2 separate regions of the Homo sapiens genome follow, and region 1 is linked to region 2. Evidence: read pairs that join two places in POLR2A ChIA-PET (ENCODE). Cell type or tissue: HepG2. All regions are shown on one strand. Links, peaks and the distances in the headings refer to the core of each region. The heading gives the core; the rest is flanking DNA.

Evidence for each region. ChIA-PET counts read pairs that join two places held together with the same protein. Peaks named below come from ENCODE experiments on the same cell type or tissue, not always from the same donor. Only the 100,000 strongest peaks of a DNase experiment are listed, where the experiment ranks them.
Region 1: POLR2A ChIA-PET joins it to region 2 with 6 read pairs; 5 of 35 experiments call an interaction of 5 or more read pairs at or near these places.

Annotation. Positions count from the first base shown.
Region 1 is chr11:47,291,748-47,297,115 of GRCh38, reverse strand. MADD (MAP kinase activating death domain) reads right to left here. Exons shown (of 37, transcript NM_001376571.1): 21 at 4,520-4,573; 22 at 3,133-3,233; 23 at 1,537-1,620; 24 at 1,061-1,219. Among named protein-coding and RNA genes, the nearest start is that of MADD-AS1, 22 kb to the right of the region's middle. In HepG2, for the core only: no CTCF peak of the experiment used is centred there; no DNase peak of the experiment used is centred there.
Region 2 is chr11:47,433,207-47,438,574 of GRCh38, reverse strand. It overlaps RAPSN (receptor associated protein of the synapse), which reads left to right. Exons shown (of 8, transcript NM_005055.5): 8 at 528-811. The coding sequence ends at 600. LOC124902673 (a long non-coding RNA gene) reads right to left here and starts at 951. Exons shown (of 2, transcript XR_007062669.1): 1 at 808-951. In HepG2, for the core only: a CTCF peak has its summit at 425 (motif pointing right); DNase peaks (open chromatin) are centred at 634 and 2,784; H3K4me3 peaks cover 1,006 bases.

The DNA of each region.
Region 1 (5,368 bases), core at 111-5,110, 140 kb after region 2:
GTCTATCAGTGTTTTAACACAGCCTATAGAGGCACATACACATTAAAAAGCAGAGGCTGGGCACAGTGGCTCATGCCACTTTAAGAGGCCAAGGCAGGAGGCTCACTTAACCCAGGAGTTTGAGACTGGCCTAGACAACAGAGGGAAACCCCATCTCTACAAAAAACTAAAAAATTAGCCAGGCATGGTGGTGTATGCCTGCAGTCCCAGCTACTTGGGAGGCTGAGGTGGGAGGATCACTTGAGCCTAACAGGTCAAAGCTGCAGTGAGCAGTTGAGCAGTGACTGTGCCACTACACTCCAGCCTGGGCAACAGAGTGAGACCCTGTGTAAAAAAAAAAAAAAAAAAAAACAACAAAAAACAGATGTCTACGGCAAGGACTAAAAAGAATTCATCTCCTTCCAGCTGATCATGGGCTTACTGTGTGATCTAGGGAAGTTCTTTTTTCCTAAGGCATTGTTCCCCTCACCTATTAGAAGAGACTACTCACAGCAATATAGTGAATCACAAACTTCTTGAGTAGAAACCATGCCTTTTTCATCCCTGTTTCTTTAGCACAAAATCTGGCACTTAGTAAATCACTTCATGGATGTTTATTAATGAATGAAAACTTCAAATAACTGTTAGGAATATACTAAAATAAAATGCTATTTTATTTATAAATAGAGCAGTGACCAAAATAAAACTGGATAGTCCATAGAAATAGGCAGACTGGTACTAAACGAGAGCTGTAATTGTCCTGACATTGCCACAAAGGTATTACTTTGCCTGTGTTAAACCTGGGGGTTAATACTACATAGGATTCAAAGCCCTTACGTGACTGGGCACGGAGCCTAACTCATCAATGATTCAGGAGAGGGTTCTAAAAGCCCCAGATTGTGAGTCAAATGACTCTGAACAAAGCCTTAAGAAATGTTTTCCTTAAAGCCAAATATAAGAAGATTACCTCTTCCTTATTTAACCTTTACCTCTTTAGCGTCTCTTAACTTTCATTCTTTTCTTGCCTGCTTCCCTCCCCCATTAAAGAAATGGTTTTCTTTTGTTAATAAACAAAGCTTACAAAGATGGTGCTTGTGGCAGAGTTGGTCTCAATTTCACTATCAGACAAAGTGCCCCGAGAGCTTGCCAGGTGAACACTGCCCTCGCCACCTGGTCCATCACCTGCATTGCTGCTCAAGTCACTGTCAGCTCCAAGGGTCTCTCCAGAGCTATTACTCACCTGGAAAGGAAAAAAGGTAGTAAGAGACAGTCCCCAGGGATGGGCCCCAGAAATACCAAGCTGTTAGAGCTCCCTGCCACCATAAAAAAGTATTAAATTTCAAAAGTGTGTCAGATAGCCTCTGGAAGTACCTTCTTTATAAGATGAGAAGCTCTGGGTGAAATCTCGTATACACACACCTATGATGGTAAACATCTCCACCATGAGAACCATGCTGACCTGAGACTCAGAGCAGCCTCCAAAGAGAAAGTAGCACCCTTTTCCAAAGGGGAAATCCACACCCCACCCACCAAGATGCCAGTGTGGTGTTCCCCTACCACGGTGCTAACTTCAGAATCCTGACTTGAGCTGCGGATCATAACAGCTGGACTCACGCCGATGACAGAGTCTTGATCAGTCCTCTGAAACAAGACACAGGAACATTAGGGGAGGTGTCCAATCTCCTCTCAGTTTCCCACAGAAATACTGTACCTTTTTCTTTCTCCTCATCCCCACCCTTCTGTTATCATCCTTAGAGAAGTCACGAGCAACTTTTGTTTCCAGAATATAAAATATGTACAACTTATGTAATAAAAAAAAGAAATAGGCCGGGCACAGTGGCTCACGCCTGTAGTCCTAGCACTTTGGGAGGCTGAGGTGGGAGGATCATTTCAGCCCAGGAGTTGGAGACCAGGCTGGGCAACATGGCGAAACCCCATCTCTACAAAAAATACACAAACTTAGCCAGGCATGGTGGTGGGTGCCTGCGGTCCCAGATGCTCAGGACGCTGAGGTGGGAGCATCACTTGAGCCCAGGAGTTTGAGGCTGCAGTGAGCAGAGAGCACACCACTGCTCTCCAGCTGCAGCGACAGAATGAGACCCTGTCTCAAAAAAAAAAACAAAAAAACAAAAAACAATGCGTTAAAGAAGTACATGCTCACTGTAGAAAATACATGAAAGAATAAGGAAATAAGAACAAGCTGTAAATCTACCTCCCACGTTAACCACTGTTTTTAGTATATTTCCTTTCAGTTTTTTCTCAATACATTTTAAAAATAAAATTGGAGTCACACTATAGGTAGCTTTGTTAAACAGTTTCCCATGTCACTAAATTTTTGAAAACACAATCTTTAATGGATACTAATATTGCATTACATGGATCTATTATACTTATTTAATAATTCCCTTATCATTAGTTATTTATATTGTTTTGAGGTTGTTCATTTTTTTTTTTTTTTTTTTTTTTTGAGACGGAGTCTCACTCTGCGGCACAGGCTGGAGTGCAGTGGCGCAATCTCAGCTCGCTGCAACCTCTGCCTCCCGGGTTCCAGTGATTCTCCTGCCTCAGCCTCCTAAGTAGCTGGGATTACAGGTGCCCGCCACCACACCCAGCTAACTTTTGTATTTTTAGTAGAGACGGGGTTTCACTACGTTGGCCAGGCTGGTCTCCAACTCCAACTCCTGACCTCAAGTGACCCACCTGCCTCGGCCTCCCAAAGTCCTGTGATTACAGGCATGAACCACCGCACCTGGCTATTTTATTTTTATTTTTATTTTTTTTTTTTTTTGAGATGGAGTTTCACCTTTGTTGCCCAGGCTGGAGTGCAACAGCACAATCTCGGCTCACCACAACCTCCGCCCACCGGTTAAAGCATTTCTCCTGCCTCAGCCTCCCGAGTAGCTGGGATTACAGGCATGCGCCACCATGCCTGGCTAATTTTGTATTTTTCATAGGGGCGGGGTTTCACCATGTTGGTCAGGCTGGTCTCGAACTCCCGACCTCAGGTGACCCACCCGCCTCGGCCTCCCAAAGTGCTGGGATTACAAGCATGAGCCACTGTGCCCGGCTGTCTGACTGTTCTATTTTAACTTAAAGAAGTATTCTGAGACAGCATATTTAATACTTGCAAATTTCAACAAGGTTGTCACAAACCTGGGAACTAGACGTCAGGCTCACACCACTGTCTGCGCTGATCTGGGACTTTTTCTCCTCTGTCTCACCAAGGTCAAAGACAGGTTTGATTACTTCAGGCCCTGAGTAGGGGAAGACTTCTGTTACTCCGTGCACAAAGGCTAGGGGCAGGCTGGTAAAGGGGGTGGGACGGCAGCACAGGCTGTTCCCAGACCCGTTCAGCCCATCCTAGTCACCTTTCCAAGGACTACCCCCCACTCAGGACCCACTGGAAAAAGAGGACCCCAGATGCCTTAAGAACCAAGTAGGACAAATCAGACCTGGTCTCAATGGGTTCTCCAGCCATCTTCTCAACCTGAGAAAATTCTGAGCAAATCATCTTAAAACAGAGAAGCTCCACAAGGCTGGGCATGGTGGCTCACGACTGTAATCCCAGCACTTTGGGAGGCTGAGGCAGGTAGATCACCTGAAGTCAGGAGTTTGAGACCAGCCTGGCCAACATGATGAAACCCTGTCTCTACCAAAAAATACAAAAATTAGCCGGGCGTGGTGATGCACACCTGTAATCTCAGCTACTCGGGAGGTTGAGGCACGACAATTGCTTGAGCCCTGGAGGCAGAGGTTGCAGTGAGGCAAGATCGTACCACTGCACTCCAGCCTGAGCAGCAGAGCAAGACTCCATCTCAAAAAAAAAAAAAAAGAAAAGCTCCACGAACAAATGTCTAAACCACATTCCATGGCACTCAAGAGTCTGAGCTTCACTGGTACCTGAAACCATTTAATGGTCCCCAGGTCCCTTAATGCTTCCCAAACAAATGTGTCTAAAGGAGGTAGAAAAGGTTGGGCCCGATGAGATAAGAAACACCAGCTGTTTTGGTGGGCACTGCCTACCTCCATCCTACAACTTCTATGTTTGAGATGAAAACCACCCCCCTTGTCCCCCACCCACCCACAATGGTATGGCAGAAAGACAGAATGACAGAAAGCAAGAAAGCGTGCCTAGGCAAGCCACCAGAGAGTGGGGCAGCTACAGACTCAACATGGAGGGACAGCAACCATCTCTGCCAACTGTGCCCACAGGCCTTCTAACAGGTGTGGGAGATATCAGCCAATGGGGGGCACTAAAATAGGCAAACATTCTCCCCACCAACTCTGAAGCAACAGAGAACCAAGTTCTGGGGAGTTGTATTCAGTAGACACCTGGTTATAGCCTGATTGACACGAGGGGAGGGGGAAAGAAGCGGCCTACACACACCTAGGAGTCACATGCTACCTACCTGCTGCCATTCCAAACACGCTCTAAGAGCAAATTTGGGGTGGGGCTGACAAAGGGAGCCTGCCCCAACTGGGCCTGGGGAGTTGGCAGGTATGGAGGACTTGGGAACAGGAAAGGGCATTTGTTCCTTACTCTGTTTTTCCAAAGCTTTTTGCTTTTTCACTTCCTGGTGCTTGTTCCACAATTCTACCCCAGATGCAATGCAAGCAGGAGAGAAAGACAGAAAGTCAGAGGCTGGTCAGACAGACGAAATGGAAACCCACCCACCCAAGTCGATTCAGTCTCAGGCACTGGATTACCAACCAAGAGATACAAAGATATCTTCATGGGGAGAAGGGGCAGAAAACAAGAGATCTAACCCCTCCACCCAAACTCATGAACAGATTCCAAATTTCTAATTCCAATCCCAATGTGGCAGTAAAAACCCTGCAGAATGTTAGAGCTGGAAGTGCCCTTAACAAAGCTCCTTCATTTTTGCATGAGGAACTGGTCCTAAAGAGGCTGGAGCACTTGATCAAGATCATGTAACTTAGGATCCATTTAAACTCCCACCATGCCACACACTCTCTCTACCAAATGAGCTGGGGAAGGGCAATTTTTCAGATTCCAGATGAGACAGATGAACACCTCAAGCAGCCAGAGTTTCAGAAGGAAGAACACCAATCTTTGCTTGATTCACTGGACTGAACAAAGGCCAATTCATGCAGGCAGTTAGCATCCCTCCTCATTGCTCCTCAAGAAACCAACTCACCCCTACCTGCCCTACCCACCAGTGATCTGGAAAAATGCCTCCAGTTGAGGTGACAGAGAACATAAAATGGTCAAGACCAGCATCTTCATAGGGAAAAGCAGACAGAATGGCAACCACAGCAATTCTTTTCCTGGAAGGAACTTCAGAGTGTACTTAGTATGATTTCCTCATTTCCCAGATGAAGAGACAGATACCCTGAGAGGTGAAGTTATTTGCCCAAAGTTGCATTC
Region 2 (5,368 bases), core at 260-5,259:
GAGGCGGGCTGATCACTTGAGCCCCGGGGTTCAAGATCATCTTGGCCAACATGGTGAAACCCCGTCTCTACTAAAAATACAAAAATTACCCAGGCATGGTGGTGGGAGCCTGTAATCCCAACTACTCGGGAGGCTGAGGCAGGAGAATCACTTGAACCCGGGAGGCAGAGGCTGCAGTGAGCTGAGATCTGTGGCCATTCTTTTCATAATCCCCAAAGAGGAGTCAGAGAGGCCCCTCAAAGGTCATTAGGTCGGACGTCCAGGGCCAGACCTGCCGTGGGTCTGGTTCCATCCCATCCTCTCAACTCCCAGCCCCTGCTCTGCCCTGGAGGTCCCTGGGGCAGAGGAGGAGAGGGGCAAGCCGGGTGCAGTGGGAGCCTGGGGGGACCGTTCCCTTCCCTTCCACTGCTGCTGAACAGCCACCAGGATGCATCCCAGCCCCTGCAGAGGGCAGGCAAGGAAGGAAGAGAGGGCCCGGAGGGAAGGACAGGCCTCAGGGGAGTGGACAGGGCCCTTTGCCTCCCCAGGTGCCTGCAGAACAACGGGACCCGGAGCTGTCCCAACTGCCGCCGCTCATCCATGAAGCCTGGCTTTGTATGACTCCTGGCAGCAGGCGTGGGCTTCCTCCTCGCCACTCCTGCTCTTTCTCCACTGCACGCCAGAGGCCCATTTACTCCTGGGGCAGCTGCCAGGTCGTCCTCACCATAGCCAAGGCCTTGGGGCCTGCCCAGGGCTGCTCCCCTGGGCCCAGCTCCCCTCCCTGCCTCTTTGTACTTTGCTCTTTATAGAAAAATAAACTGTTTGTACCTGGTCCCAGGGATTCCGACTTTCCATGCCCAAGGTCTGAGGAGTGGGGAGAGTGGGAGTGAGGCGCCCCACAGGAGCTTCCTCAGACGCAAGCGTTTCCTCTGCACATATGTACAAGGGCCTCCAGCAGCCCCTCCAGGAACTTGGGATGCCACAGAGACACGATCCCTGCAGTGAGAAGCTGACGTGCAGTGGGTGGGAGGGTATATGATAAACAGGAAACACACAGTTTGGAAAGCCTGGTGGGAAGCTGCTATAGACGAATCGTGTCCCCCCAGATTCCCATGTTGAAGGCTTAGTCCGTTTGGGCTGTTGTAACGAAACAGACTGGGTGGCTTGTAAACAACAGGAATTGATATGTCACAGTTCTGGAGGCTGGGAAGTCCAAGATCAAGGCACCTGCAGATTGGGTGTCTGGTGAGGGCGCACATTCTTGCTCACAGATTGAGTTTTCTTGCTGTGTTCTTGCATGGTGGAAGGGACAAGGAAGTTCTCTGCATTCCTTTTTTTTTTTTCTTTTTGAGACAGGGTCTCACTCTGTCGCCCAGGCTGGAGTGCAGTGGTGAGATCTCAGCTCACTGCAACCTCCGCCTCCCGGGTTCAAGCAGTTCTCCTGCCTCAGCCTCCTGAGTAGCTGGGATTACAGACACGCATCAACATGCCTGGCTAATTTTTCTATTTTTAGTAGAGACAGGGTTTCTCCAAGTTGGCCAGGCTGGTCTCTAACTCCTGACCTCAAAAGATCCACCTGTCTTGGCCTCCCAAAGTGCTGGGATTACAGGCGAGAACAACCATGCCAGGCACAGTCCCTTAATAAGGGCACTAATCCCATATATAAGGGCTCCACCCTCATGACCTAATTGCCTCCCAAAGGCCTCACCTGCCTAATGACAGTCCTAGCAGGCTCATATAATGTGATAAGTTCTTTGTAACAATAAAGAGTAGAGCCTGGTTGTGTGCAGTGGTTCCTGCTTGTAATTCCAGCACTTTGGGAGGCCGAGGTGGGTGGGTCACTTGAACCCAGGAGTTCAAGACCAGCCTGTACAACATGGCAAAACCCTGTCTCTAGAAAAAAAAAAATACAAAAATTAGTCAGCATGGTGGCACACACCTGTAGTCCCAGCTACTCGGGAGGATGAAGCAGGAGAATCTCTTGAACCTGGGAGGCAGAGGTTGCAGTGAGCCAAGATCATACTACTGCACTTCAGCCTGGGGGACAGAGCAATACTCTGTCTCAAAAAAAAAAAAATAAGAGTAGAGGCCTGGCGCAGTGGCTCACACCTGTAATCCCAGCACTCTGGGAGGCAGAGGGGAGGTTGGATCACCTGAGGTCAGGAGTTCGAGACCAGCCTGACCAACATGGTGAAACCCCGTCTCTACTAAAAATACAAACATTAGCTGGGCGCGGTGGTGGGCGCCTGTAATCCCAGCTCCTCCGGAGGCTGAAGCAGGAGAATCGCTTGATCCTGGGAGGTGGCAGTTGTGGTGGGCTGAGATTGTGCCATTGCACTCCAGCCTGGGCAACAGAGCGAGACTCCATCTCAAAAAAGAAAAAAGAGTAGAGCCTGGTCCCTCTTCCTCATGTTCACCCCCTTCCCTAAACCAGTTCTAAAACCATTAAGTGGGACAGAGCAAGACAAGCATCTGTGTGGAGGGGTGACCTGGTGTGAGGCACTGGAATCTAAGCAGGCTGAAGAGTGTCCACACAGGGCAAGGCCTGGGGTGAGAGGTCAGAACCTGTGTGGAGAGAGGACAGAATCCACACATGGGGTTGGGTTGTTTTGAAGTGTCAGAGACCAAGCCCAAGGAGGGGCAGCCTGGCGTGGGCCATTGGGACCTCACCAGAGTAAGGAGGCATCCAAATTGGTGAAGGTTTGTGTGAGGCATCAGAGCTTGAGTAGAGCGAATAGGCCATGCACATGATTTGGGGCATCCTGGCAGGGGGCATTAGGTCAAGGATGGAGTGAAGAGGGTTCTGTGTGTGGAAGGGAGTGGCAGTGGAACACTGGGTACACAGAGGGGGTTGATCAAACAAGTAAGTAGGTCAGGTGCGGTGGCTCACAGTCTATAATCCCAGCACTCTGGGAAGCCGAGGCAAGTGGATCACTTGAGGTCAGGAGTTCGAAAGCAGCCTGGCCAACATGGTGAAACCCCATCTCTACTAAAAATACAAAAAAAAATTAGCCTGGCGTGGTGGCAGGCGCCTGTAGTCCCAGCTACTCAGGAGGCTGAGGCAGGAGAATGGCGTGAACCAAGGAAGCAGAGCTTGCAGTGAGCCGAAATCCTGCCACTGCACTCCAGCCTGGGTGACAGAGCAAGACTCTGTCTCAAAAAAAAAAAAAAAAAAAAATTAGCTGGGCGTGGTGGTGCACACTTGTAATCCCAGCTACTTGGAGGCTGAGGCAGGAGAATCCCTTGAGCCCAGGAGGTGGAGGTTGCAGTGAGCTGAGAGCACACCACTGCACTCCAGCCTGGGCAACAAGAGTGAGACTCCATCTCAAAAAAAAAAAAAAAAAAAGTAGGTAGATTAAGGACAGTGGAAGGCAGCTTTCTCACTTTTTTTTTTTTTTAGATGGAGTCTTGCTTTGTCACCCAAGCTGGAGTGCAATGCCTCCATCTTGGCTCACTGCAACCTCTGCCTCCTGGGTTGAAGCAATTCTCCTGCCTCAGCCTCCTGAGTAACTGGGACTACAGGCATGTGCCACCATGCCGGCTAATTTTTTGCATTTTTAGTAGAGACAGGTTTTCACTGTGTTAGCCAGGATGGTCTCGATCTCCTGACCCCATGATCCGCCTGCCTCAGCCTCCCAAAGTGCTGAGATTACAGGTGTGAGCCACCGTGCCTGGCCGCTTTCTCACTATTGATGGAGAGAATTACAAATATGGAAAGGGAGAGAACCAGAGTGGACCCTGTGGCGCTGAATTAGAATTGTAAGAATCAGTGTGAACTCATGGATTTCAAAATATACGGGTAGATCTAGAAATAAATATAGTTATAAATGTGCGTGTCCACCAGCCTGGGCGCAGTGATATGCCAACAGCAATGAGCTCACCCAGCAGCCAGGGCTTGGCTTTGAAACACCATGTTTCACAAAAAGGAACCAAGGCTCTTTGGTCAAGGGCCTGATTCCAGGGCTGGGTCATAGAGAGTACAAGATGAGCCAGAGCTATTTTGTGCCAGAAAGCAAGGGAAGTTGAAAGAATAATGAGGAAAACTCAAAGGCCACAGGAGCCAGCTTGGATGGGCTCCCAGCAGCCACTGATAATGAGTAACAGTGAATGTCGCAGCTCAGGCTGCCATAACAAGGCACCTTAGGATGAGAAGCTTAAACAACTAAAACTTACAGTTCTAGAGACAGGACATCCAAGATCGAGGTGCCAGAAAATTCAAGAAGCCTCTCCTCCTGACTTGCCCTTCTCTCTGTGTTCTTACAAGACTTTCCCCCCATGCTGCTGTGGTGACAGCAAGATTGAGCCCTCTCTCTCTCTCTTTTTATGTATTTATTTATTTTTGAGACAGAGTCTCGCTCTGTTGCCCAGGCTAGAGTGCAGTGGCATGGTCTTGGCTCACTGCCTCAGCCTCCCAAGTAGCCAGGATTACAGGTATGTGCCACTATGCCTGCCTAATTTTTGTATTTTTAGTAGAGATAGGGTTTCACCATGTTGGTCAGGCTGGTCATGAAGTCCTGGACTCAAGCAATCCACCTGCCTCAGCCTCCCAAAATGCTGGGATTACAGGCACGTGTCACCACACCCGGCTAATTTTTGTATTTTTAGTAGAGACAGAATTTGGCCATGTTGGCCAGGCTGGTCTCGAACACCTGACCTCAGGTGATCTGCCCCCCACCCCCTAGTCTCTTTCCCTCCCTCCCTCTGTCTTCCTCTTCCTATAAAGGCACTAATTGTCTGGGTGTGGTGGCTCACGCCTGTAACTCCAGTAGTTTGGGAGGCGGAGGCAGGCAAATCACTTGAGGTCAGGAGTTCGAGACCAGCCTGGGCAACACGGCAAAACCCTGTCTCTACTAAAAATACAAAAATTAGCCACATGTGGTGGTGCACATCTGTAATCCCAACTACTTGGGAGGCTGAGGTGGGAGTATCACTTAAGCCCAGGAGGCAGAGGCTGCAAAGAGCTGAGATGGCACCACTGCACTCCAGCCTGGGCCAGAGTGAGACCCTGTGAAAAAAAAAAAACGAAACAGGCTGGGCCTCATTGAGAAGGTGGCATGTGAGTGAAACCTTAAAGGAGGTGAGAGATTGAACTAAGCAGATTTCCTGGAAAGAGCATTCTCCTAGAGAACAGAATCCTAAGACAGGAGCTTGCCTGATGTGCTCAGGAGCAGCAGGGAGGCCTGTAAGTGAGCAGGAGGGAAGGAGGAGGAGTGGAGGCCAGGAGGAGAGTGTGGTGTGAACACATGCAGGACTTGGGAAGGACTTTGGCTCCTGCTCTGGCGAGTCGGGCACCTGCTGAGGATTTTGAGCAGAGGAGTGACGTGATCTGACTTGGTTTTACAAGAATTCCTCTGGTTGCTATGTGGAGAACAGATTCCATACAAGACAG